Linked DNA regions of Homo sapiens: region 2 is linked to region 1. Evidence: chromatin loops called from intact Hi-C (ENCODE). Cell type or tissue: stomach. All regions are shown on one strand. Each heading gives the region's core, and the rest is flanking DNA. Links, peaks and the distances in the headings are about the cores only.

Region 1 (10,664 bases), core at 1,547-9,546:
GCCAAGAGCAGGGCCTGGGTGACCAGGTGGCTCCCGGGTACCCCCACACAGCCAGGCTGGGCTGGGACCAGGTGCTGGGATGGGGGCTGTCAGGGAAGTGCCTCGGGGGCTCGTTCTGCAGACCCAGGAGGGATCAGGGCAGCTGCAGGAGGTGGCAGGAGCCGCCCCCGGGGCCTTCCCTTCACAGGCCCCGCAGACACCAGCCCAGGACCCGGAGGCCACCCACACCACCGCCGGCCGATGGGCGTCTTACCAGACATGGTTAGACCTGGCCCTCTGTCTAATACTGTCTGGTAAAACCGTCCATCCGCTGCCTGATCACCGTTAGAGGAGAGAGCTGCCTGCCCTGCAGCTCATCAGTGCAAAGCCGCCCGGTCTGGGGCTCTCATGCCCCCCTCACTATGGCCTGTGCCCATCCGCAGCCCATCAGTGCAAAGCCGCCGGGGTCTGGGGCTCTTGTGCCCCACCCTCGCCATGGCCTGTGCCCACCCGGCCTCCTGGGGCCCTCGAGCTGTAGTCCCCGGGCAGATGCTGTGGACCCCGTGCTATCAGCCTGGCCCCTGGGGTCACAGTCACAGATACCCGGAGCCCCACCCCACAGCCCCAGCCCCCTCGCCACCTGGGGAGGCTGAGACAGAAGCAGCTGGGCCCCCCAAAGTGCCTGAGCCCAGGGCACGGAGGAGCACAAATGCCCAGCAGGGACAATGTCACAGCGTCTCAGCGGCCAGGCAGCAGGACGCAGAGACCTCTGGGAGGTTCCCGGGGCCAGCCCTGGCCCTCCTCCTCCAGGGGCCAGCCGTGGGATGCAGACCACACTCTCCCTCCAGGGCCCATCTCTGGGGCTGAGGCGGGCGGGGCCGGTGCCCAGCTGCAAGACCATGGGATAGGGAAGGCAGGTGCTTGGGGCCACGCAGCCCTGCACTGGGGGCCCCTCCACCCCAGGCGGCTCACGAGGTGTCATCTGGAGCTGTCCCCAAGCCGGGATCTGCAGGTTGACCTCCCCCACCCGGGGCTATCTCCAGACCCTCTTTCCTCCCTGGGGAGATGGGGCAGTCCCCCGCAGGGCCAGCTGAAACCACCCCCATGCTGCTGCCGCCTGAGCGACGTGTGTGGGGAAGAACTTGGAGTGCCACCCCCAGAATGTGGCGTCCACCTCACCAGACCGCACGGGTGAGCCCTGGACTGCAAGGTGCATATAACACAAGGTTTGGACACACCTGGAGAGCTCGGGCCAGGCAGGGCCACACCTGTGAGCCTGAGCTCATCCAACACCGCCCGGAGCTCGGGGACCTTCCCCATCCCAGCACCTCCTCACCGCTGTGCCCGTCTGGCCAGTCCCTCCAAGCACCCCTCGGATGAAGTTGCGCCCCACACTGCAGTGGGGCTCACTCTCCACAGCGCCTGCTGCGTTGCACGGGGTGTGACAGGAAGGACCCTGCTGGGGCTGGCGGGGCCGTACCCAGAGCCTCCCTGTGCGGTTTCTCCTCCTCCTCCTCCTCTCCATAAGCACCGGGAACAAAACAGAAAAAAGTCTTTGTATAGTAATAAAGTCTGCAGTTCACGCACCCATGCTTGGACCAGCTCCTTATTTTAACCACACGTGCACAGACCCCCGCCGTGCAAAGGGCCCAGCTGAGGACAGAACCCCAGACACTGCATCCGGCCCCGGAGGCCCCCAAGGTTCCTGGGAGAGGCTCCCTCCCTCCCTTCCCTCCTCTTTCCCTCCCCCTCCTCCTTCCTCTCCTCCATCCCTCCTTCCCCCTCCTCCCTCCTCCTCCTCTCTCCGTCCCTCCCTCCCTCCTTCTTTTGCTCAGGAATCTTCCCTGACTCTCCTGTGGTCAGCTCAGGTCAAGGTTCTGGGGGAAGGGGGAGTCCCTGAGTGGAGACACCTCAGCCTGTGCTGAAGGGAGCTACCGAGGGGGCAGCCGGTGGCCCTGGGGGGCCTCTCTGAGCAGGTGACCAAGAGCGTATGGTGCCGGCCAGCAGGAGCGAGGGCTGCGGACAGGATGGAGGCAGCCAGGCGCCAGCCAGGAGGGCTTCCTGGTCCAGCCACACCTGCCCCGGTGACAGCCACAGGTTGGTGGCAAAGGGGCCACCTCCCTTCCAGTGGCAGGGCCTGGCCTGCCTGGAGACCCCACCCACTGCCCGAGAGGTGCCAGGCCTCCCCCATTCTGCCTGGCCCTGGGGGCTGCACCCACCTGGACACGCGGGCCGGGCACACCCACGGCCCAAGGTCCTGCTCCCACCTGCCCTGCGCAGGAACCTTGCTGGGGCTACAGGTATCCGTGGCTGCCACACCACCCAGATTTTGGGATTAAGGGGCAGAGTTTTCAAGTTTGAACTCAGGAAAGCTGTGAGGGACGAGGTAGTGCCTGGCTGGGGAGCCTGGGGGCTTCTGAGGGCGGTGGGGAGTCCTCAGGCCTGTGTGGGGCCCCAGGGAGGGGAGGCTGCAGGGGTTGGGGGACCTGCCCGCTGCACCCCCTCTCCCCCCACACAAGGAAACCCGTCCTCCGAGGTGTGTGTCCAGATCACATCCTCCAAAGGCCGGTGCGCCACAAAGATGAACACGGGGCTCTCCCTCCCAGCCCAGGGGCAAGGACCCTGCCTTGCTCTGTTCCCGGAAGGGCCAGTTCTGGAGAGGAGCTGGGCGAGTCCTTCCCATCCCCATCAGCTCCTGTCAGGCCACCTGCCTCAGCCTCAGGGAGGAGGGGACACACGTAGGCCCCTTCCCAGAGTCAGAGCTTCCGAACCCGGATCTGCTGCTCCCAGCCTGGAGAGCCACAGCAGCCACCGAAGGAACCCCCCACCCGTCACCCCCACCAAGTGGGCCCTGCTCCCCGAAGGCCCAGCCACTCAGCCCAGGACCTGCCCCAGCCCCACCTGCCACCTGACCTGAGGCTCCCAGAGGGCAGAGGGGCCTCCTGGGTCTGCTCCGCACCAGGGTCCAGCGGGACCATCTCAAAGCTTGAGCACCAGGCGCAAGGTGGGAGTGCGGGGAGGGGACGAGGACACTGTTCCCAGCTGGACAGAACCAGGAGGACGGTGGGAGACGCCCCCCACCGCCCCGCTTCCGAGAGCTCTCTCTTCCTTCCAGGGACTCCCCAGGGACAGCCGGGGCCCCTTCTTCCCCCACAGCTCAGGCCCCAGGGACACAGAGCGGGGAACCCCCAGGCTGCCGCCCCGGCGTGGGTCGGGGAGGCGGCTCCGGAGCGGGCACCACACTCTCGAAAGGGTGGCTTCTCCTCCCGGCTGCTGAAAAACCACACAGGCAGGCACAACAACAGACGCTTACGCCCGCATCTGGAGGCCAGAACTCCAAAGCCACAGGGCAGGCAGGGCTGCACCCCTCTGGGGGCTCCAGGAGAGGACCCTGTCTGCCTCCCCAGCCCCTGCCAGCTCAGGCATCAGTGGCTGTGGCCGTGTCACCCATCTCTGCCCCCCAGTCCCACGGCGTCTCCCCCACGTCTGCGTCTCCTCTCTCCACCTCCCTCTCAGGGGGGCAGAGGCCATTGATTCAGGGCCTGCCCTGGGTGATGTCACTAGAGATCCTGACGTAACCCCACCTGCAAAGCCCCTTCTTCTAAATAAGGTCACATTCGAGGTTTCAGGGCTATGATGTGGTTGTCTTTTGGGGGCACCACCAGCCCCCTGCAAGGGGACCCTAAGCACAGAGGCCCTCGTGACCCACGCAAAGCTCTGAAGGACACGGATGGGTAGGGGACACGTGGCTGGAGGCTCAGAGTTTGAGGCAGAGGGGATCAGACCGTGCCATGGGTCATGCCAGGAGCCCAGGACTCCCAGACCTCGTATCATTAGGTGTTTTAAAGAGAAGGCGAGGGCAGGCCAGGCGCAGTGACTCACGCCTGTAATCCCAGCACTTTGGGAGGCCGAGGCGGGCGGATCACCTGAGGTCAGGAGTTCAAGAGCAGCCTGGCCAACATGATGAAACCCTCTAAAATTAATAATAAATTAATAATAAAATAATTATAATAATATAGAAAATAATATATAAAATAATAAATATATAAAATATAAAACAAAATAAAAATAAAAAATAAAATTAATATTAAAAATACAAAAATTAGCTGGGCACTGTGGTGGGCACCTGTAATCCCAGCTACTCGGGAGGCTGAGGCAGGAGAATTGCTTGATCCTGGGAGGCGGAGGTTGCAGTGAGCCGAGACCGTACCATTGCACTCCAGCCTGGGCAAAAGAGTGAGACTCCGTATTTTGAAAAAAAAAAAAGAGAGAATGTGAGGGTTAAACAAAGACACACAGAGATGGAGAAAGGGCAGCCTTACATCAACACGGGTACATTGCAAACACCTGCAGAGGTGGGGGACCAGCTGGATGCCAGAGCCCACTGCCGCCTACGGGCTGGGGTGCCTATAGGTATGGGTGGGAGCGGCCCGGGCCACACGGCTTCAGGATGAGGCCGTTTGTTTGGCCCTTGTTCCCGCAGAAGGTAATCGTGATGTTCCTCGGTGTTTTTCCCCGCAGAGTGTTCAAGTCAGGTGTCGGGCAGGCTGTTCCTCACGGCCCAAACCCCTGCGGAATGCTTCACTTTGGCCGAGGTCTGTGACACAGCGAGGGGCTTACAGAAAGGTGCAGTTTGGACCGATAGATGTGAGTCCCCCTCTGGGGGGCACTCACTTTGTGGAGCCCCCGGTTCCTGTTTGCAGAGGGGGGCACAGTGGCACCTCGTCCGCTGTGGAGTGAGAACAGGGACCCGACCACGTGAAGCACAGAGAATGCTCAGGGATCGGCAGCCGTGTATCCAGCCAACATCACCAGGGTGCACGCAGAGCCTGGCCCGGGCCAGGTCCTGGGGTGCTGAGCATGGGTGGGGCCTGAGAGACGGCTCAGGGACCATCCTGGGAGGGCCGGGCGGAGGGGCAGCAACTGGGGCTCAGGCTCAGGCAGTCCCAGCAGTGACTGGGAGGCAGCTGTGCCCATGAAGCTGTGCCCTTCTCCAGCCTCAGCCCTCAGCCCGGCTTCCCGGGCTGGCCCCGCCACTCAGCAGCCCCTCCCCATCCTCCGAAAACCCAAGCTCACCTCTGGGTTCCGGCTGGGTGGGGGTTGCCAGGAGACGGTTGCCAGGTCACCACTGTTGTTTCCTGGCCCAGGCTCCCAGGACCTTGTGGGCTGGGCAGGTAAGAAGCGCCGGCGGCCACCAGCTGGGGTCCAGTGGGCTCGGCCCCGCCCTCCTACGCCCTGCCTGCGGGTCCCCTCGGGAGGCTGCTCAGGAGAGGAGGAGGCTGGGGAGGGGACTGGACAGGGATCGGGTAGGGTGGGGCCAGGCTGAGCCTGCTCTGCGGGTCCCGGACCCCAGCGCCACCGTGCGAGAGGCTCGGGTCCAGGCCAGGCCGGGGAACGGTGTGTGTACCCGGTGGGGTGGGAGGGCTGGGCAGCCCTGGGACGAGCTCCGTGGCCTGGGACCAGGTCTGCCTCCGCAGAGCAAGTCCTGGACGGACGGCTGCTTGAGCCCACAGGTCGTGCGTCCTTTGACAGCGGCCTCCGGCCGGGAGGCACCAGCTCTTCGAACAATGTCAGTACCTTCCTAGGGCCCCACGTGGCCAAGCTTGGATTCTGGGGGGAGAACTCGCAGCAGGACACTAACATGTGGTCGCTTTTTGGATGATTTCTTCAGGTTTAAAAGTCTCTTCTGTTCATCCTACCGGGGTGCCGTCTCCTGCCGGTCTTTTCATCTCACCAGGTAAAACGCTTATTTTACAATTTATTGTAAGGTCGTGCACCAAGTTTCCACGCCGCCTTTACACCGTGTCCCCACCGAGGGGCGTCACAACCGTCCTCCACACCGGGCGTCACCGGCTTCCCAAGTCCCACCGCTATAAAGGACACGTCAGTCAGCATCTCGGAGTGAGACGCTTTCCTTCTGGATTCAGAATCGCGTCCGTCAGAGACTCCAAAGCACATTTGCTAGATCGACAGGCGTGAGGAGCCAGCGGCTCCCGGCGCTTGGGAGGCTGCGTCCCACCTGCATTCAGGCCCCGGGTTCACCACACACACAGCGGGCAGCTGCTTAAGAAACCTTTGATTTCAGTCCGGGGCGGTGGCTCACGCCTGTAATCCCAGCACTTTGGGAGGCCGAGGTGGGCGGATCACGAGGTCAGGAGTTTGAGACCAGCCTGGTCAACATGGAGAAACCCTGTCTCTACTAAAAATACAAAAATTAGCCGGGCATGGCAGCAGGCGCCTGTAATCCCAGCTACTCAGGAGGCTGAGGCGGGAGAATTGTTTGAACCTGGGAGGCGGAGGTTACAGTGAGCCGCGATTGCGCCATTGCACTCCAGCCTGGGCGACAGAGTGAGACTTCGTCTAAAAAAATTAAAAAAAAAAACACCTTTAATTTCAATGACAAGAAATAACAGCTCACAACTTATTTAGTTATTTGTGAACATCATAAGGACATAAAGTTAGAAAAGCCCAAAGGAGGCCTCAGGCTTACGATGAAATCAGCACCTGGCTGCCTCTTCCAGCTGCTGCTTCTTCTGCAGCAGAAGAGACGGAGGCAGTTTCCTGGGTGGGGGGGTGGGTGCTGTGCTTCCGCTTTCTAACTGCCTGTTTCCAAAAAGCACCTGATGCTGCTGCTTCTGGAGCTTCCAGTGCAGAAATTCCCCGTGGACGGTGAAAGGGGCTTGTCTTCCACACGCTGCCCTGTCCATATCATCCCGGCACGAATGATGTTTGGGGCAGAGCTGCCCGGCCTCCCCGGGTGGTGCCCATTTGTTTTCCTCAGAGTTGGCGATCGCCTTGCTTTTCACATGTGCTTGTGTTCCCGCCTATCCTGAGCTGTCCCTGAGCTCTCTGCCTCCCGTCACCCCCACAGTCACCATCACCACAGCCCTGCAGACTGCGCAGTGTGTGGCGGGTGCTGTCCTGACATTACATGTGGAAACTCCATCTTTGCAGCAACCCTGCGAGGCTGCTGCTCCCAGCTGCTGTGCAGGTGGAGAGAGGCTGCTGTTGTGCAGGTGGAGAGGCTGCTGCTCCCAGCCGCTGTGCAGGTGGAGAGAGGCTGCCACCGTGCAGGTGGAGAGAGGCTGCCGCTGTGCCGGTGGAGAGGCTGCTGCCGTGCAGGTGGAGAGAGGCTGCCGCTGTGCCGGTGGAGAGGCTGCTGCTCCCAGCCGCTGTGCAGGTGGAGAGAGGCTGACGCTGTGCAGGTGGAAAGAGGCTGACGCTGTGCAGGTGGAGAGGCTGCTGCTCCCAGCCACTGTGCAGGTGGAGAGAGGCTGACGCTGTGCAGGTGGAGAGGCTGACGCTGTGCAGGTGGAGAGAGGCTGCCGCTGTGCAGGTGGAGAGACTGCTGCTCCCAGCCGCTGTGCAGGTGGAGAGAGGCTGACGCTGTGCAGGTGGAGAGAGGCTGACGCTGTGCAGGTGGAGAGAGGCTGCCGCTGTGCCGGTGGAGAGGCTGCTGCTCCCAGCCGCTGTGCAGGTGGAGAGAGGCTGACGCTGTGCAGGTGGAGAGAGGCTGACGCTGTGCAGGTGGAGAGGCTGCTGCTCCCAGCCGCTGTGCAGGTGGAGAGAGGCTGACACTGTGCAGGTGGAGAGAGGCTGACGCTGTGCAGCTGGAGAGAGGCTGACGCTGTACAGCTGGAGAGGCTGGGGCACACAGTCATCAGGTCAGCTGCAAGCTCACAGCTGCTGCATCTTTTCCCTGACAGCTCACTCCTGTGAGAGTCTTCCAGGCTTCCCGGAGGGACGGATGTCTCCTCACCTTTTCCCACCTCCACACCTTTTCCCACCTCCACACCTGGTAGGCCAGGTATGGAATTCCTGGAATTCCCGGCTGGGAGCCTCCTGGGCCGGTTCCAGCCCTGTGTGTCCCCAGGAAGGCTGGAGGGCTGCTAGTGGCCTCGGTGGGCACCCAGGGCTGGCCAGGACCACACCTCCTTCCTCCGGCTCTGTGCCTGTATCTCCCCGGGCCTCCCCTCTCGCCTGGGGCTCCACGGTGACCCTGCTGTGCGGCACCTCGGATTTACACCCACAGTCCCATCCCCAGGGTTCCCTTCTGGGCAGTTTCCTTGACTTAAATCCCAACCCCGGTGTTGCATTTTTAATTCCCACCGGCTCTTTTGTATTCTCTGTGCCTTTGCTTTAAAAGCACGCGGCTCTCTGAGGGGTCCTGTCTCCATCACCCCAGCCTTTTCCAGGCTGGTTTGTTTCCCTGTTTCTCCCCTTTTCTCTTCCTCTGTGTGCGTCTGTGTGTCTGTGTGTCTACATGTCTGCGTGTCTGTGTGTGTCAGCGTCTGTGTGTGTGGGTGTCTGTGTGTGTGTGTGGGTGTCTGTGTGTGTGTCTGTGTGTACGTGTGTGTGTAGACGTGTCTGTGTGTAGGTGTCTGTAGGTGTGTCTGTGCATGTTTATAGGTGTGTGTGTGCATGTCTGTAGGTGTGTCTGTGCATCCATGTGTCTGTGTGTGTAGGTGTGTCTGTGCATCTGTGCAAGTGTCGACATGTCTGTGTGTGTCTGTGTGTAGCTGTGTGTCTGTGCGTGTGTGTGTGTAAATGTGTCTGTGTGTCATTCTTTTTTTTTTTGAGACGGAGTCTCGCTCTGTCGCCCAGGCTGGAGTGCAGTGGCACGATCTCAGCTCACTGCAAGCTCCACCTCCCAGGTTCAAGCTATTCTCCTGCCTCAGCCCCTCAAGGAGCTGGGACTACAGGCGCCCAACACCATGCCCGGCTAATTTTTTGCATTTTTAGTAGAGACAAGGTTTCATCATATTAGCCAGGATGGTCTCAATCTCCTGACCTCATGATCTGCCCGCCTCAGCCTCCCACAGTGCTGGGATTACAGGCGTGAGCCTCCGCGCCCGGCTGTCCTTGTGTCACTCTTCTTCACACTTGGGAGTCCCTCTGATGATGCCTGTTGGGCCTGGGCAGCCCCTTTGGCTGAGAGTCAGTACTTTAGAGGATCCCCTTCCCCAGCAGGAATCCTGGGTGCTGAGGGCCCATGAGAAGGAGCTGAGGTCTCCCATTTAATGCAGAGTCTTGCACGCACACACCTGCTCCGTGCCTGCGCAGGGTCCAGCCTCTTCCAAAAGTCCTCCTGTTCTGGGTGGGGAGGGGTCTCAGGGCTCCTGACTTCTTCCATTCTTGCCCAGCCCACCCTAGGAAGAGGGCGTGAGGCTCTCCCAGACACAGGTGGGGGGCCCAGCCTGTGTTCCGCTCCTCCCTGAGGACGGGTCCCAGTGGCCCCACCCGACTGGGTCATCGTGCAGACGGCTGCCTCAGTTTCCCCACCTTCCCCTGCCCGTGGGCTTCCTCGTTGTCTCCTTCCCTCCTGTCACTCAGGCGGGGCAGGGAGGGGCAGACACAAAGGCTTCCTGCGGGTGAGATTGGTGCCGAGCTCTGTGCCCAGCCTGGAGCCTCAGGCCTACCCCAGCCTTCTCCAGCCTCAGAGCCCCCACAGCCTCTGCCCAACACTGCCGTGTGCTCCCCTGTCTCCTGGGCGAGTTCCTTCAAACCCTTGAAAGCCCTCACCTAAGCCGGGCACAGTGGCTCACACCTGTTATCCCAGCACTTTCAGAGGCCGAGGCAGGCGGATCACCTGAGGTCGGGAGTTTGAGACCAGCCTGACCAACATGGAGAAAACCCATCTCTACTAAAAATACAAAAAGTTAGCTGGGCATGGTGGTGGGTGCCTGTAGTCCCAGCTACCTGGGAGGCTGAGGCAGGAGAATCGCTTGAACCTGGGAGGCAGAGGTTGCAGTGAGCCTAGATCGCCCCATTGCACTCCAGCCTGGGCCACAAGAATGAAGCTCCGTCTCAAAAAAAAAAAAAAAGTTCTCACCTCCCAAGCAGCCCCAAGATGGGTTTGTTTGCTGGAGACAGAGGTAGAAAGATCTGTCGAGGAACTGGCTGAAAATTCCTAAGTTGCAACATGGGAAGGTGTTGCTGGAGACAGTGTCCTGGGGGTCGGGCCTGGCACCCAGGGGCGGCCGCAGAGGAACCCTGATGGCAGGTACCAGGCGGCTGCACACAGCCCACAGCTGGGCTCCGGGGTCAGCAGCGGAGACAGAGAAGACCCCTGCTCAGGCCAAGGAGCCCTCCCACCCTCCATTCTTCAGGCAGGCGCCCCACCCAGCAGGCCTGACGCTGCCCCTCCTTCCAGCCGGCACCCAGGCCGAGCTCAGCCACACCTGAAGAGCCGCTCCGGCCAGGGAGGACATGCCCGGCAGAGACAGGGTGCAGAGACAGCCTCGCCCCCACACGGCGCCAGGCCCCACAGCTGCCACAGAGACGGGAGCCAGCCGCACGCAGAGGCTCAAGCCCACGGCCCTGGGAGGCGCCCTTTCCTGGGCAGGGTGGGCCTGACTGCCTGCTCCATCCAAGCACTGGGGCCTCGGGCCGCGCGGAGGTCCCACAGGAGGGTCAGAGCGGCATCTTCCCTTCAGGGCCCTCGCCCGGGCACCCCCCGGCCAATGGACCACAGCTGCACCCGGTTCATCCACCGCCGGGGACCACCCACTCGGACCCGAGCCGGCTTCAAGAGGGGCAAGAGGCCAAGGATCCAGCAGAGGCCTCGGGCTCGAGTCTCAGGTGAATAGAGCAGCCCTGGGTGGCCTCCTACCTCTCCAAGGCCAAGGCCTCCCTGGGACGGGTGCCCCATACCCAAGGAAGTCAGTCGGCCTCATGGGGCAGGG
Region 2 (15,921 bases), core at 4,081-12,080, 48 kb after region 1:
CTGGGCACCCCCAGCATTGGCTTATTCTGCCTTCTGACCTCTTCTGCCCAAGACCACCGTGTTCAGACCCCAGGGCACAGTAGGGCCTGGCCTGCGGCTCGACCCTCAGCAAAAAGGTCCATGGAGCACGTGGGTAAACTGAGGCAGCACTGAGTCAGGAGAGGCAACTCCTCAGTCTGGACCTTCAGGGCTGTGGCACTGCTGAAGCATGGTCCCCCTTGTATGCCCAAGACTAGCTCTGAGCAGCAGTGACCACAGCCATGGTAAGACAGACACCCATGGCCAGGCACGGTGGCTCCCGCCTGTAATCCCAGCACTTTGGGAGGCCAAGGCGGGTGGATCACCTGAGGTCAGGAGTTCAAGACCAGTCTGGCTAACATGGCGAAATCCCGTCTCTACTAAAACTACAAAAATTATTCGGGCGTGGTGGCGGGCGCCGGTAATCCCAGCTAGTCAGGAGGCTGAGGTAGCAGAATCACTCGAACCCAGGAGACAGAAGTTGCAAAGCAGAGGTGGCGCCACTGCACTCCAGCCTGGGCGACAGGGCGAGACTCATCTCAAAAAAAAAAAAAAAGACACCCGTGACCACAGCCCACGCTGAGTGTGCCTGAGCACGGCAGGTGTCTATGGCTGAACTGTGCCCCTTAAATTCCTGCGTGGAAGCCCTAACCCCCATGTGGCAGTGTTTGGAGACAGGCCTCTGAGGAGGTGGTGAGGGTGGGTCCTGGATGGCCTGGCGCACACGGGCACGCAGGCAGGTTTCCACCTTCTATGCAAACAGTTCTCAGGTTCCAGGTTTGCCCAGAGGATGCGAACTGCCCGGAGAGCTGGGGAGCAGGTGCGGGGCTGGGGGCTCCCTGGGCCCTTTCTGCACCTTTCAAATAACTGTGACCAGCCTGTGATTATCCAAAAGTTCATTTTTGAAGTTGCAAGTGGAGAGGGGCCTCTAGGAACAGAGCAGCAGGGAAGGGGCTGGAAATCCCCTCCTCCCAGGAGCACAGGAAACAGCTGCCTGTCCTCGGCCCACCCGTGGGGAAATTCCCAGCCGTGGAGCCCGCTGGCCCTGGAGAGGGAGGGAGTGGAGGGAGAGGCCACCCGCCCTCGGACTGAGGGTCCCTAAGTTGGTCACCCTCCCCACGTCCCCACAAGTAGAGAGGACCCTGGAAGGGCTCAGAGCATCCCAGACAGTGTGTGTACCTGCATGTGCACACCCCAACCCAGGTGGGCAGAGGAGGAAAGTTCTGGCATTTTGTGGAAGGTTCCACCCAGCGTTCACAAGGGTTTCCCACTGACAGTGAGAAAAAGCTTACATTTGCAATTGGTTCCTTGGAGGTTCAGGTGAACTGGGGGTCTTGGTGGGCAACACTGCTCTCCTGGGGCCTAAGTGGCCACATCTGCCCACAGGTGCAGTGAGTGGGGCCCGTGCACCATGGAGAGGGCACCCCCAGCATATTGCTGGCAACTGCAATGGCCCCAGGATGGGGCACGGCCCCTCCTGCTTGAAGCTGCCCAGGAAGCTCAGGTCTCCTTGTCCTGGGCTTAAGGTCACAGGTCCAAGAAAGCCCTGCTGTGTCCATGGAACCGGGTGTGGCGTGGCCACAGGAGGCTGGACACTGACCCAGAGCTCAGGACCCCCAAGGTCTGTAAGGCAGCCTGCAGCTCGAACCACATCCCCAGGAGCTGGGCTCCCCGCTCCACACAGTAGTGTCGCGGGCGGCACAGGGCAGCCCATGAGTGGCCACTGCTCCTCCAGTACCAGACTGGAGCTGGCTGGGGCCTCTGAAGGGCCAGGTGCCACCACATACCCAGCTGTCCCCCCGCCTTCATGTCCAGCACAGCATGGCCTCAGCTCACACCTCCCACCTCTGGGTGCACGGCCCTCAGCACAGGGCGTCGAATGCTGCTGCAGCTATGATGGTCCCTGGCTGTGGCCTGGGGCCACGGATGGGGAAAGACAGAGTCCAGGCCACCGAAGGTTGGCTCCAGGGAATTACAGCCCCTTAGAGCAGGGCGTGGGACCATCCTCCCACCACCTGCGCTGGCCGTGGCTCTGTGAATCTCGTTTGCCTGGGAACCAGCCCAGGTGCCAACCCGCCCTCTCGGCCCCACAGGGGCCCCTGGGCAGGTGGGCTCAGGGCAGAGGCCGGTCACATGGGCACCACAGGGCAGACTGAAGAGGACACACTCCCGGCTTCCCTGAGCTCCCACTGGGAGAGCCAGGACACAGCCTGGGCCCCCACACGCCACAGAGCAGGACCCCCACCAGCCGTCCTAACACACCCCATTCTCTGCCCCATCTGGGGCTAGGCCTGCCCCACTGCACCCAAAGACCTTGCCATCCTCCACCCAAAACCCCCAGGCGGCTCTGTCTCCTGCCTTAAATGTCCAAACCCCAAACTCAGTGGGCACGTCTGCTGCCCCCTGACCCCTACTCACAAACGCAGCGCTGCCCTCCGTCCTCCCAGAGCCCCTGCCCGTTGCCACCTGCCAGGAGAATCACCTCGAACCGGCCATGACCTCCAACCCTCCACGTGACCCAGCACCAGCCTCCAGCGCTCCAGTGGAAACTGTAACCACAAACCTAGCACGCTGCTGTTGTGTTTTGTTTCACGCCCAAAGAATGAAGCTGACCAAAAAAGGCAACTATATTTAAAGTAAATGTATGTGATTCTTGTCACAACAAATATTTGCATTTTCTCAGCGGCAGCTGCGGGACCTGGGTGGCTCCGACACGCCAGGCCCGGGAAGGACCCGGCACCCTCCCCTGAACTTCCTGGCTACTCATTTCCAGCGAAGTTTAATCTATTTTTAATAATCGTTCAGTTTTCAAGGAAATGGAGGAGCTGTTTTTTCCCACGGAGCGGCGGCCCTGGGAGGGGCCGGGCCCAGAGGTTCCGGCCGCGATGCCGTCAGCGCCTTCGGCAGAGTGACTGAAGCGAGATTTCGTTCTCAGAAGTGAGATGCCACGATTTCGAGGGACCAGGGAGGAGGCGGCGCCGCGGGGCCACAGCCCAGCCCCGCGCCCCGACCGCGTCACAGCCAAAGCCCCGCCGGGGTGCGCGCTGCAGAGGGGACACGCCGCTCATCAACTGGGGCAGCCGCGGTCGGTCGGCCGGTGGCGGGCGGCAGGGAAGAGGTGGGGTCCGGGACAGCCACGGAGCCCGGAGTCACCCGCGAGGCCGCCCCGGTGGTGCGTGGGGGGCGGCGCGGGGCGCGGCCGGGCGCTCAAAACTCCTCGTGCACGCTGCGCGCGTAGTCCACCAGCTTGCTGCCCGTGAAGAACTCGCTGTACTTGAGCACCTCCTCGGGCTCCAGGTGGTGGTTCTGGTTCTCGTCGGCGACGGCGATCATCTGCTTGGCCTCGTTCAGCGCGTTGTACTCGTTCATGGGGTCCATGTAGCTCTGCGGGCGAGCGGGGCACAGGTCAGCGTCGCCTTTCCCCCTCCGAGCTCCGCGGCCAGCCGCACGAAGTGGCTATTTAAGGTGCCTATTGGCTGCAGCGGGAGTGTGGGCACGTTCTGGAAGGTTCCCGAAGGGAGGCGGCACAAATGAAAACACAGGGCAGGGAGAAGCCGGGGGCCCCGGAAGGCCTGCCCGGGGCCAGCAGGGGTAACGGGGCACAGGGGCTACACAGGCCTGGACCCCAGTTCTGAAGGATCCCTAACCTGGGCCGGGCCCACTGGCTGTCGCCAGGAATCACAGGATTCTACATAAAAACAAGATGACTCACTCAGCAGTGGGAGAAAAACAAGCCTACACATGATACCAGTGAAAACGCTTCAGAGGAAGGTGGTAAATTCCAGCCATGTGGCACAGGCCGCCCCGCCCACCTGCACCTGCTGGGCCTTGGACCTGCCTCCATGCTGGGCCCAGCATGAGCTTCCCCTTGTGGTCCCGTTAAAAAGGGGCTGTGAGAACCCTGACGCCTCCGCAAGGGGCTGAGGATGGAGCCCGGCCAGGCTCGCCTGTCTCTGATCCGTCTGAACCTAAACGCCAACAACGGCCATGCAGCCTGGTGGACACCGCTGAGCAAACGCCCCAGTGACCAGCCCAGATGGAGTCTCAGGCCAGACACCAGCACAGCTTCCTGCCTCAGGCCCAGATCCACCAGCCCCTCCCGCCACAGCACCTCGCAGGGCCGGCTCCGGGACACGGCTGCGCCAGGGCTCACCTCCAGCTCCTCGGCGGTCACGATGCCGTCGTGGTTGGAGTCAATGAGCTCCTCAAACTCCTTTTTTCTGTCTTTCACCCAGTTGTCGTCAATGTCCTGGCCCTGCTGGTTCTCCACGGTGCCCACGGGCAGGGAGATGAACTCGGGCACAGAGAGCTGCTTGTCACCGTCCTGGTCTGCGAGACGGGAATGGGTCAGCCCACACCCAGGCTGGGGCTCCCGCAGGACCTGCCCCGACCTCCCGACGATGCCCGGCCCCTGCCAGTCGGTCCTGGGTCCTGGCGTGCCGGCCAGGCTGGACCCAGCCTCACCCAGGTCCCGGACGATCTCCTTCACCATGAACCTGAGCATTCCCCGGCTGTGCTCGGGGTGGAGGAACGACAGGAACTCCTCCTCCGTCAGCAGCAGGTCTGCAGGGGGGCTGTCCGCCTGGTACCAGCGGTCCTTCAGGTTCTCCAGGACTTCCTGTGCTGAGAGGGGCGCAGCCTGTGGGTATCGAGGCCGACAGACGCCAGCACGCAAATCCAGAAAGTTCCGAGAGGTGCTGCCTGAACTCGAGGGACACAGCCACCCGCGAGACCGGGGCCCCACCCTCCAGGATTCACACGTCCCCAGAACATGGCCCAGCCCCTAAGACACAGCCTGGACCCCCGCCAAGACATAACCCAGAGCCTCCCACAGGCCTGATCCCCAAAGGCATAGCTTGGACCCCTCCACACAGCCCGGACTCCCCAAGACAGCCTGGACCCCCCCCTGCCCCAGACCCCCAATACATGGATGGCCCTGACTCCCCACAGACACAGCCCAGACCCCCAGGACATGGCCTGGACCCCCCACACAGCCCAGACCTCTCAAGACATGATCCAGAACCTCCCCATGGCCCAGACCACCCCAGGACACAGCTCAGAGCCCCTCATGCCTGGGACCCCTCAGGATGGGCCTGGGCCCCACCCCCCACACCCGCGCCTGCCCCTCTGGAGGAGCGGAATCACCCTGAAGGCTGACGTGCGCACGGCGCCGCGGGGCGAAGGACTCACTGCCCTTTTCCGTTTCCTTCACGTGTGACGTCACAGGGAGGAAAACACAGTTTCTAGAAATGACTGAGACTGGGGCTGAGCAGAGCTTCCCAGGAACCCTCCCAGCCGGGACACGGCACTGCCTCTGGGTGTGTGGCCCCCGCTCTCCTGCCGTGCCCACCCGGCCCCAACGGGCCCTCACCCCGAGGTCCCCACACATCCCAAGGACCCAAGCCACCCTGGGTCTCCAGGACAGAAACACCACCTCCTGCCCCATCTTGGGGCTCACTGCAGTCAGTGGCCAAGTCCAGTGTTGAGGCCCACACTCAGCCCCCTGCACGTGAGGCCCGACTCTGCCCTGGCCGAAGCCCCTGCCACAAGCCCGGCAGCCTCTGCGTCGCGCTCACTGCGGGATGAGGCCCAGCTGCCGTCCCATCTTATCCCTTTCTGAACAACCTCCATCTACACGACCGGTTCACTTAAAGGAAGACAGGAGTGACGGGGCTGTGGTTCCTGGGGCACCCCTCCCTGTCTGCTCCACCGCAGCTCCTGGGATGGATGGACGGGGCCAAACTGAGACCCATCCAGGAGAGGCACAGACGCCCCAGACAGGCCGGCCGAGAGACGCTTTCTCCAGCACAGGATTCTCACAGCCGCCGCCGAGCCCCAGCACCAACCTCAGGCTGGTGAAGAAGCCTTGAGTCCCAGTCCCTCCCCACGAGCCGGGCCTCTGCTGTTAGGGAAGGATCTGGAGAGACCCTCCTGGATCAGGGAGAGTCAACGACTGCTGTCCCTGTGAGAAGAGGACGCAGACCCAGAGAGAGGCAGCGATGGAGGCGGGGGAAGGGAGTGATGCCCGCCTGCCACGCCTTCACCGCGGTCCCCAGAATCAGGTCTGAGGCGCGAGGACAGCAGCCCCCGGACTCACGCGGTGACCCTCGCAGGAGCCATGCAGGGAGGGGTGGGAGGTCGCAGGAGTGACGCCTGCCAGCGCTTCCCAGGCCCCTCCTCCAGGACCCGGCAGCTGCTCTTCCTGAGCCAGAAACCAAATACCCAAAGAGGTCGGGGGGTCCTAGGCACCCTGAGGTCGGGGAGGCCAAGACGGATCGGACACGGGTGGGCAGGGAACAGCACCTCAGCATGCATGGGGACCCCCAAAACGCAGAGTGAATTCTAAACACACCTCTGCTGAGTCCCAAAGGTAGACGGAGGCTTCACAGAAATGTCACAGAGCTCTAGGTCCAGGTGGGCCATGTCCTGGGCAGAAAAGACCCAAATAAAGTGGCACCAAGGAAAGACAGACACAATCAGAGTTGGGGGGCGGGCACGGGCAAGGCCTCCTGCCCCAAGCACATCGCCAACAGGCCGGACCAACGGGATGAAGCTTAAAGACGCAGTCAGGACAGCAGGGAACGCGGGACCGGGGTGGAGGCACGAACCGTGTGTGGGGAGGAAAATGTAAACCACTCTTTTGGAAAGGAAGTAATAACGTCCAATTTGGCCGGGCACTGGGGCTTGTGCCTGTAATCCCGGCATGCTGGGAGGCTGCGGCAGGCAGATCCCTTTAGCCCAGGACTTTGAGACCAGCCTGGGCAACACAGGGAGATCCTCTTACTTTTAGTTTTTTTAATGTCCAATTTGCAGGATTTAGAACGGACAGGACCAAACTCCAGATAAGAGTACGTGAACTGGGAAAAGAGCAGGCAGAGCCAACAGGCTCAAAAGTCTCCGCGTCATTCTAGAAGGTCAAGGCCAGGCACAGGGGCTCATGCCTGCAACCCCAGGATGGGGAGAGGCCAAGGCAGGCGGGTCACTCGCGCCTGCAACCCCAGGACGGGGGGAGGCCGAGCGGGTCACTTGAACCCTCTGAAATCCAAGAGTTTGAGACCTACCTAGGCAACATGGGGAGACCTTGTGTCTACAAAATATATGTTTTTGAATCAGCTGGGCATGGTGGCACACACTGGTGGTCCCAGTCACTCAGGAGGCCGCCCCCATGGGGGCTGGTCACATGATATGGGCCGTTCCTGGCAGGAACGTATCTTACACCTTTATTTTTCTGTCCTCCAAGGAGGATAGATTGAGCCCAGGATGTGGAGGCTACAGGTGAGCTGAGATCGCACCACTGCACTCCAGCCTGGGCAACAGTGAGGCCCTCACTCTTAAACAATTAAAAATTAAAAATTAAAAAAAGAAAGAGGCTAAGACTAGGCGCAGTGGCTCACGCCTATAATCCCAGCACTTTGGGAGACTGCAGTAGGCGGATGACTTAAGTCCAAGAGTTTGAGACCAACCCGGCCAACACGGCAGAATCTATCCGTACAAAAAATACAAAAATTAGCCAGGCGCGGTGATGGTGCCTGTGGTCCCAGCTTCTGAGGTAGGAGGATCGCCTGAGCCCTGGAAGGTACAGCTGCAGGGAGCCGAGACTGCACCACTGCACTGCAGGCTGGGTAGCAGAGTGAGACCGTCTCATGAAAAAAGAAAGAAGAGGTGGTTTGCCTTGAGACTCTGGTGAGGAAATGTGTGTTACTGATAAGTTAAGCAGGCACAAAAAATAAAGGTGTAAGATACACCCAGCCTGCCAGGAGCAGCCCCGTATCACGTGACCAGTCCCGTGGGCGACACGGGCGCCCTGCAGGGCAGCAGAGAACCCACCCCAGGATGCCGGGCAGCGACGGAGCAGGCGACTCTGCACGTTCTCCTCAAAGCCCCAAACCAGACCACGGGCATGACCGGGAAGGGCACACGGAGCCCCAGGGTGGCAGCAACGCCACGGTACCCGCTCAGCTGTGCCTCACAACTGGGCCAGCAGGGGCTTCTGCCTGGACGGCTCTCCCAGACCTGGCCCCGTGCAGGGTGGCCCGGCTCTCCCCTCACCTGGCCTTAGCCCGGGTGCCGGGCCCCACCCGGCCCCACCCTCTTCACGCAGAGGCACCAGCTTGGACCCGCCCAGGGCTGAGGCTGCCCTGCTGGCCAACGGCCACACCCCAGACCCAAGGAAGAGCCTCTCCCTGGGACCTGACCGCTCTCTGGTGACCACCTGACGGCCACACAGATGTCTCCAGCAGACCCAGGCCTCAGGGCCAGGCCCTCAGGCACAGGCTGTGCCCTCTCCCCAGGAAACTCTGCCTCACGTGGCCTTCAGAGTACGGGGCAGGCCCCAACCCAGACTCACAGCCTCAGATTCTCTGCAGGACCTAACTGAGTAACGGCCGTGAAGGTGCCGTGACCAGCAGAGCTGAAAGCTGCCCAGGCACAGCTCACACGCTCCCCACCGGACTCCTGGGCGGCGCCTAGGTCAGCAACGGCTTCACCCACTTCCCTCCTGACAGCCACCACCAACCAGGTTGGGCCATGCTGTTAAGACGAACACGTGTGCACACAGCGGGTGTGAGGGCGCACTCACCTGCATGTACTCACGAGCCTACATGAACAGCTACCTGGATGTACTCACAAGCACACGCACAGCGCACTCGTACACACGACACGCACACACGTACAAGCACATGCACAGTGCACTCGTACACACGACACGCATACACATGTACTCACGAGCACACACACAGCACACGTACACACAACATGCACACACGTACTCACGAGCACGCGCACAGCACACTCGTACACACGGCACGCACACACGTACTCACGAGCACACGCACGGCACACTCATACACGACACACACGGCACACTCATGTACACACAACACACGCGCGCACACACAGGATGCCTGAGACCGGTGGCGGGAGCCTGGCTGAGCACTCACTTTCCTCATCCACTTTGAGTTCCTCGTTGAGCCTGATGGCGTCGGCAACCTCCTTCTCGCTATGGCCTTTACTCGCCAAAAACTTCACCTTATACTCGTCCCAAGACACGTGACCTGGAAGAGCAGATCACACCTGTCAGGGCCTCTGATACTGAGCTGAACTTCCTTCTCAACTGAGATGGGGTCTTGCTCTGCTGCCCAGGCTGGAAGCGGCAGGATGCCAGCGTCTGGAGCCCCAGGGCCCCGGCCAGCACCCCACACCCGTTTCCTCACCTGTGAGGCCAGCCGGCAACGTCTGTGCCTCGGGGCCACCAAGAGGCATAGACACCACCAGATGAAGGCCCCGAAGACATAAGAGGCGCCCTCCATGGGCCACGCCCAGTGCTTGGCACACACACCTCTGTCACCAGGATTCTGGCATCATGAACCCAGCTTCCGTGCACCCCACCACACCTCGGGGTCTCCGGCTGACACTTCCCCACCGCCCGTCCCTCAGACAGGGCCTGTCTGCCCTCCAGGCACCAGGCAAGGCCCATGGCCCTGCCCGCCCCGCCCACCGCCCCACCCACCCCGGCCCAGCCACAGTACCGTCCCCGTCAGGGTCCACGGCGCGGAAGTGTGTCTTGCTCTCCTCCATGGCCTCCTGGAAGTGCTCGGCCGTCTTCTCCATGATCCAGCGCTGCATCTCCTTGGCACTGATCTTCCGGTCAGTGTTCACATCCACCCTGCAAGACAGCAAATGGGCAGGTGGCCGTCAGACTGGGCCCCCAGGACCCCGAACAGCCAGACGGATGCCGCCGGCCCAGGACTCCATGGCTGCGTGAACCTGCCACCAACAGCGACAGGCTCCACCAGGCAACGCGAAAAGCGTCCGGGACGTGGGGCTTGTGGGGTGCCGGGCCACGCCAGAGACACTGGGGAAGGTGGATGCCACGGTCCCCTCCCCGGGGAAACACATGGACCCTCCCCCTCTGTCACACAGAATCACCACCAGACCCCACTCTCCAACCACAGCTTCCAAAAGTCACACTCTTCACGTTTTATTTTATTTTTTGAGATGGAGTCTCACTCTGTCACCCAGGCTGGAGTGTGGTGGCGCAATCTTTGCTCACTGCAACCTCCGCCTCCCGGGTTCAAGCGATTCTACTGCCTCAGCCTCCCGAGTAGCTGGGATTACAGGGGTGCACCACCACGCCTGGCTAATTTTTGTATTTTTAACAGAAATACGGTTTCACCATGTTGGGCAGGCTAGTCTCAAACTCCTGACCTCAAATGATCCACCCACCTCAGCCTCCCAACGTGCTAGGATTACAGGTGTGGCCACTGGGCCCGGCCCATGTTTTATTTTCGATGCTTCAGGTATGGCTACACAAAAACCTTCATATAGGCAGGACGCAGTGGCCACACCTATAATCCCAGCCCTTTGGGAGGCTAAGACAGGTGGATCACTTAAGCCCAGAAGTTCAAGACCAGCTTGGGCAACATAGGGAGACCCCACCTCTACAAAAACAATTACGAAAATTCGCCAGGCGCGGTGGCGTGCACCTGTGGTTTCAGCTACTCAAGAGGCTGAGGTGGGAGGCCTCCCGAACCTGGAATGCGAAGGTTGCAGTGAACTGTGATCACACCACTGCACTCCAGCCTGGGCGGCATACCGAGACCCTGACTCAAAACAAGACAAAACAAAATCCTTCATATAAATTTAAGTTGTGAGATTTAGGAAGAAGACCGTGTGGGGACTTAACATTGTGTGCAAGGATGGAAGAGACCACAGACTTGGGGGATAGGGACACAGACTGGGGACACGGGGCCAGCGCAGGCCAGGTCAGGAGGCCACAGGCCCCAGGACAGGTCACTCCCGTCCCAGCTTCAGAGCTCGGCTTCACCATTATGTCTTTGTGGAAGCCACAGGCTCCTACCCCTGCTGCAGCCGCCCGTGTCCTGAGCTCACCTGTTGGAAACTTAACCCCCAGGGCAACAGCACTGGGAGGCAGGGCTTCCAGAGGTGCGAGGTCTTGAGACCCCGGCTGGTGCGTTTGCCGGAGGCATCCCCGAGAGTAGGGTGCCCTGGCCCCTTGCCTCTATGCTCCGCTCAGGGGCAGCCGCGGCCACGTTATGAGGTGGCAAGCAGGCCCTCGTCAGGCAGGTGTGGCCTCTGGGACCTGGGCCAGGCAAGCTTCGAGGGTGCACACACCGCAGGCACGGCTCAGAAGCACTGGGCAGAGATCCTCATGGAAGAAGGCCAGGCTGCCGCTCACACGCGCCCCTCCCTCAGCAGCCGCAGCAGCCCAGAGGTGGACGGGCCTGGGAGGCACCCTCAGCTCCACAGTCCCCAAAACACACCGGCTGGGGACGGGGCCACCCGGGTGGCCATGTGGCAGGTGGGGCACCTGGTGGGTCTCACGTGGACACGTGCATCCTCGAATGCTCCGGTCACGCTCCACACGCGCCACAGACACAGGCCACACGCTCCACACGCCACAGACACGGGCCACACACTCCACATGCCACAGACACGGGCCACACACTCCACACGCTCTACACACTCCACAGACACAGACACACACGAGGCAGAGCAAAAAGCAAAAAGGTGGAAAGAAACCACATGGCGCAGGATTCCAGTCAAGATGTCGGCAAGGAGTCACTCATCCAAACTCAGGTGCCTGAAGACACGGCTGCAGGGCGGTGCACGTACATGGAGCTGGCACGCACACACGCAAGTGCACAGGCCGGTACCCACGTGTACACAGCACACACACGTGAACAGGGCTGGCAGAACACAGATGTGACTGGGCTGGTGCACACACGCATGTTATCAAGTTCTGGCTCCTGAGAGAACAAGGGCAAGACGCCCAGTGCCCAGACCCTGGCTTCCAGCTCCAGCCACGGGAGACAGGGCTTCCTGGAAAGGCGGCAGCTATTGCACTGGGGCAGGTGGCACGGAGGCGAGCCCAGAGCATCTCACCGTGCCAGGAAGCGGGAAGGAAAGCCTGGAGCATCTCGTGGTGCAGGGAAGCGGGAAGGAAGTGAAGCTCAAAAGCCCCTAGGACAGGGCACCTCCCCTCTGGATGCTCTTTCCAGAAACCCTCAACCCTGTACGGTCAGGAGGAAACATGGCACCTCCCCTCTGGGGGCTCTTTCCAGAAACCCTCAACCCTGTACGGTCAGGAGAAAACACATCCCACAAGCCCAAACTGAGGGACAGCCTAAAACCTCCTACCCAGCCCTTCTCAGAACTGTTACGTCCTCACAAAAACGGGAGAGTCTGAGACACCGTTCCAGCCCAGAGGAGACAGAGGAGACAGGACAGCTGAGTGAACGTGGGTCCTGGAGGGACGGGGCCCTACGCAGGAGAAGGGCGAGAAGGGACCCGCGTGTGGGAAGGGAAGTCTAAACACCCACAGCGGCCGCTGTCGCCGCTCGGCGCAGGAGTCAGGGAGACCCGGAGACCTGCTGTTACTTCCCACTCCCCATGCCCACCTCCTCAAACGAGACAGCTTGGGGTTTCGTTACAGGCACCAAAAAGAAACCCCGGTCCAGCTGGAGACGCACCGAGCAGAAGCCTCAACTCCCCTCGCCCAGGCGTGCAGCCCACCCCCAGCACCGGCTGAGCAGGGACGGGGACCCTTCCCCTGTGATGCCGCGAGCCAGGCCTTCGTGAGCTCAGGGGTGGTGAACCTGACAGGCCCCAGGGGCACCAGCAGCCTCTTCGTGGGTTGGTCAGCTCACCACCAAGTGAACTCAGGCCACGCAAGGACCCCCGAACCGTACCATCTGAGGAGAGGTGCAAGGGGACACCACACCTGGTGCCCAGGTCCTCCAGCTGGCACCGTGCCTCCGTCCCACCAGCTCACCTGTGCTCCGCCCGAAAGCCTGGATCCTCAGGGCCCTCCCGCCTGGCCCTCAGCCCAAGGGCCGTGGCACAGCCAGACCAGTCCTCACACCTTTCCTACCTGCTCCTGCACCCCAGGACCCCAGCCCTGCCCAATCCCCTTGCTCACCAGCTTTGCCACCTGCCCCTCTGCACTGGTCCTGGAGCACCAGGCCCGGCGGGAAGGCGAGCTCGTGGCCAGGCCCTGCGGGAAGGCGAGCTCGTGGCCAGGCCCGGCGGGAAGGCGAGCTCGTGGCCAGGCCCGGCGGGAAGGCGAGCTCGTGGCCAGGCCCGGCGGGAAGGCGAGCTCGTGGCCAGGCCCTGCGGGAAGGCGAGCTCGTGGCCAGGCCCTGCGGGAAGGTGAGCTCGTGGCCAGGCCCTGCGGCGGGGGCTGCCTCCTTGTGCCCAGGTCTCGCAGGTCCCAGGAGGCCCAGGGTGTTCTCTCACCTGCACCTCGGCTCCCTGCCCGGCACCCTGGCTGGCCTGGGGGACTCACGGGCACGCCCTGACCCTGCTCTGCCTCCAGGGGTGAGGCCAGCGCTGAGTGCAAGTAGGTTCCAGGGCCACACCGCAGGGCACCCCGGCCGTGCCGTAAGGAGTAAGGCGCCCGTGCAGGACCTGGCTCCTTGTGGGTGAGTGGTCAGGTTGACCCATCTTGGACCCCTCACAACAGGCTCTCGAGACTCAGGGATGGGGTCGGGGGAGAAAGCTCGGCACTAGGCACAGAGGCAGCAAGAGGGTCTCGGGACTCAGCAGGGTGGGGGCAGTGACGGCCAAGGATGGGCCACTGACAGCACAGCTCTGCTCCCGACCAGGCCAGCAAAACAAGCCAACCCCACACACCCCCAGCCTGCGTGTGATACGCGGCCCGTGTGTGACAGGGACCCCAAACACACAGGGTAGAGGGCGTGTCAGGAGGAGCCCAGAGCACCCTGTACCAGCTCTCCAGCCACCTGTGGCAGCCCCTCACTCCTCAGCCAGGCCTCGTCCAACTGGGGCTGCAGCCTGCGGAGGCTGCCCGTGGCCGGCGTCTGCCCCTCAGCATGGAGGACGCTGACCACTGCAGTGCCGCGTGGGCTCCTCCAGGCTGTCCTAGGGACGGCCACACAGGCCCACTCTGGCCCTCTGAGCCCCCGGCGGACCCAGGGCATTCAAGGAGCGGCTCTGGGCTGCCAGCGCAGGCCTCCGCGCAAACACAGCAGGCTGGAAGTGGCGCTCATCACCGGCACGTCTTCCCAGCCCGGCAGGTCCCGACACAGGGCCCGGCGCCCCCCACCGCGCAAAGCCAGGATAGGAACACACAGGCGAGCGCACGCGGACAGCCCCCCAGTCTGGGCACATGGCGGCACCTACTTGGAAAAGATGACCATCAGCTTCCTCCGGCTCCGCCGCGGCTCCGCGTCCTCATCAAAGCCACCCAGGTCCTTGCCTAGGAAGACCTCCTGGTGGAAGCCGCGATTGAGGTGCCCGTCCATCTCCAGCTTCACCCCGTTCAGGTGGTCTGGGGGCAGGATCTCATTCTCCTCCCTGTTGGCTACTCTCTCTCGAGTGGACGAGTGGTTGGCAGGCCGTGCAGACGCGTCCATCAGAAGGACTGCCCCCAGGAGCCAGAGGCAGCACGGAGCCAGGCCAATGAGGGGACCCCACCTGGACGCCATCGCCACCCAGGGCCAGACCATGGGGCGGGCTGCAGGGTGTGGGCCAGGTGCTGGGAGGGGCAGGGGCAGGGGCAGAGGAGGAAGTGAGGTCCTGGCTCCAATCCAATCCCCGGGCACCACGGAGGGCTCTGTGTCCCCAGGACGGCCGCAGGATGGGGACAAGCAGCTCACAGTCTGCAGAGAGACACAGACACATCATTAGCAAGACTCAGCAAAGACTTCCCCAAGCACGTCTATCCTGCAACATGAAACATATCCTCGATTCACAGGATCCAGACATGTGGCATCGCCTTCTCCAGACCACACGTGGCACTGCCTTCTCCAGACCACACGTGGCATTGTTTTCTCCGGGCCACACGTGGCATTTGTTTTCTCTGGACCACACGTGGCATTTGTTTTCTCCGGACCACACGTGGTGTTTTTTTCTTTATTTTTAGAAACAGGGTCTTGCTCTGTCACCCAGGCTGGAGTACAGCGGTGACCACAGCTCACCGTGACCACGAACTCCTGGGCTCAGGTGATGCTCTGGGCTCAGGTGATGCTCTCGCCTCAGCCACCGGAGCAGCTGCGACCACAGGCGTGCACCCCCACGCCCAGTAATTTATTTTTATTTTACTCTTTGTAGAGACGGGTCTCGCTGTATTGCTCAGGCTGGTCTCAAACTCCTGGCTTCAAGCGATCCTCTTGCCTCAGTCTCCCAACGTGCTGGGATTACAGGCGTGAGCCACTGTGCCCGGTCTTTTTTTTACAGACACTGAGTTTTCAGCCCTGTCTCTCCGTCTTTCCATCTCTCTCTCGAGCTGTCAGCACCTCCAGGGGCTAACCTGTCCCCATCGCCCAACACCTGCAGCACAGCTTTCCTGTGGGGCCCGGCTCTGTCCCTCCTGGCATCATGCCACTGACCCATGGGGTTAGGGTCACTCTCCAGACCCTGACTTGAACATTCTTGAGATCTATGACCTTAGCTAAGTCATGTGGCCTCCCCGGCCTCAGCTTCTCACTAAGAAACAGGAGGCTCCCCCTCTCCCCCCGACTGACCAGGCTTTGCGAAGACAGCCAACCCTAAGTGCAGAGGGCGTCAGGGCCTGGTCCCAGCAAACAAACACACAACCCCCACACACAGATGTGCACACACACATCCACACTCACGCATGCACGTATTACACACATGTGCCCTTGCCCACACTCGCGAGCGAACGCCAAGGCCGAGGAGCCCAGAAGTCTGTCCTGCCGTCCGAGGCGTGGCCAGTCCTGGTGGGAAGCAGGGGCTCACAGGGCCTCATGCCTCATGTATCCCAAAGGGAACTCGGGGTCCTTCTCACCCACGAGCCTACTCCTTTCACAGTCTGCCCCTCCGGCAAACACCTGCGGGTCCTTTCGGGTGCCGCTGAGGCCCCGCCATGTCACAGCTGTTCCCTCAACACACATGGACTGA

The links. A loop is a pair of places that touch in the nucleus more often than their neighbours do. Peaks named below come from ENCODE experiments on the same cell type or tissue, not always from the same donor. Only the 100,000 strongest peaks of a DNase experiment are listed, where the experiment ranks them.
Region 2: it touches region 1 in a loop (1.9-fold over the local background); 11 of 110 quality-filtered maps call a loop at or near these places.

Annotation. Positions count from the first base shown.
Region 1 is chr1:1,168,774-1,179,437 of GRCh38, forward strand. It overlaps TTLL10 (tubulin tyrosine ligase like 10), which reads left to right and starts at 5,107. Exons shown (of 16, transcript NM_001130045.2): 1 at 5,107-5,153; 2 at 5,512-5,548; 3 at 5,651-5,716; 4 at 10,416-10,560. The coding sequence starts at 10,443. It overlaps MIR200BHG (MIR200B, MIR200A and MIR429 host gene), which reads left to right. Exons shown (of 2, transcript XR_007065348.1): 2 at 1-1,565. It overlaps TTLL10-AS1 (TTLL10 antisense RNA 1), which reads right to left. Exons shown (of 2, transcript NR_173246.1): 1 at 10,592-10,664; 2 at 4,283-7,623. It overlaps MIR429 (microRNA 429), which reads left to right and starts at 232; the gene lies at 232-314. RefSeq lists enhancers at 2,033-2,600, 6,824-7,342, 10,398-10,664 and a silencer at 5,257-5,346. In stomach, for the core only: no CTCF peak of the experiment used is centred there; a DNase peak (open chromatin) is centred at 5,088; H3K27ac peaks cover 719 bases; H3K27me3 peaks cover 7,535 bases.
Region 2 is chr1:1,214,287-1,230,207 of GRCh38, forward strand. It overlaps SDF4 (stromal cell derived factor 4), which reads right to left. Exons shown (of 7, transcript NM_016176.6): 2 at 14,182-14,660; 3 at 9,546-9,682; 4 at 8,958-9,071; 5 at 4,483-4,641; 6 at 4,172-4,347; 7 at 2,645-3,402. The coding sequence starts at 14,486. The coding sequence ends at 3,226. Among named protein-coding and RNA genes, the nearest start is that of TNFRSF4, 8.1 kb to the left of the region's middle. In stomach, for the core only: no CTCF peak of the experiment used is centred there; a DNase peak (open chromatin) is centred at 8,123; H3K27ac peaks cover 631 bases.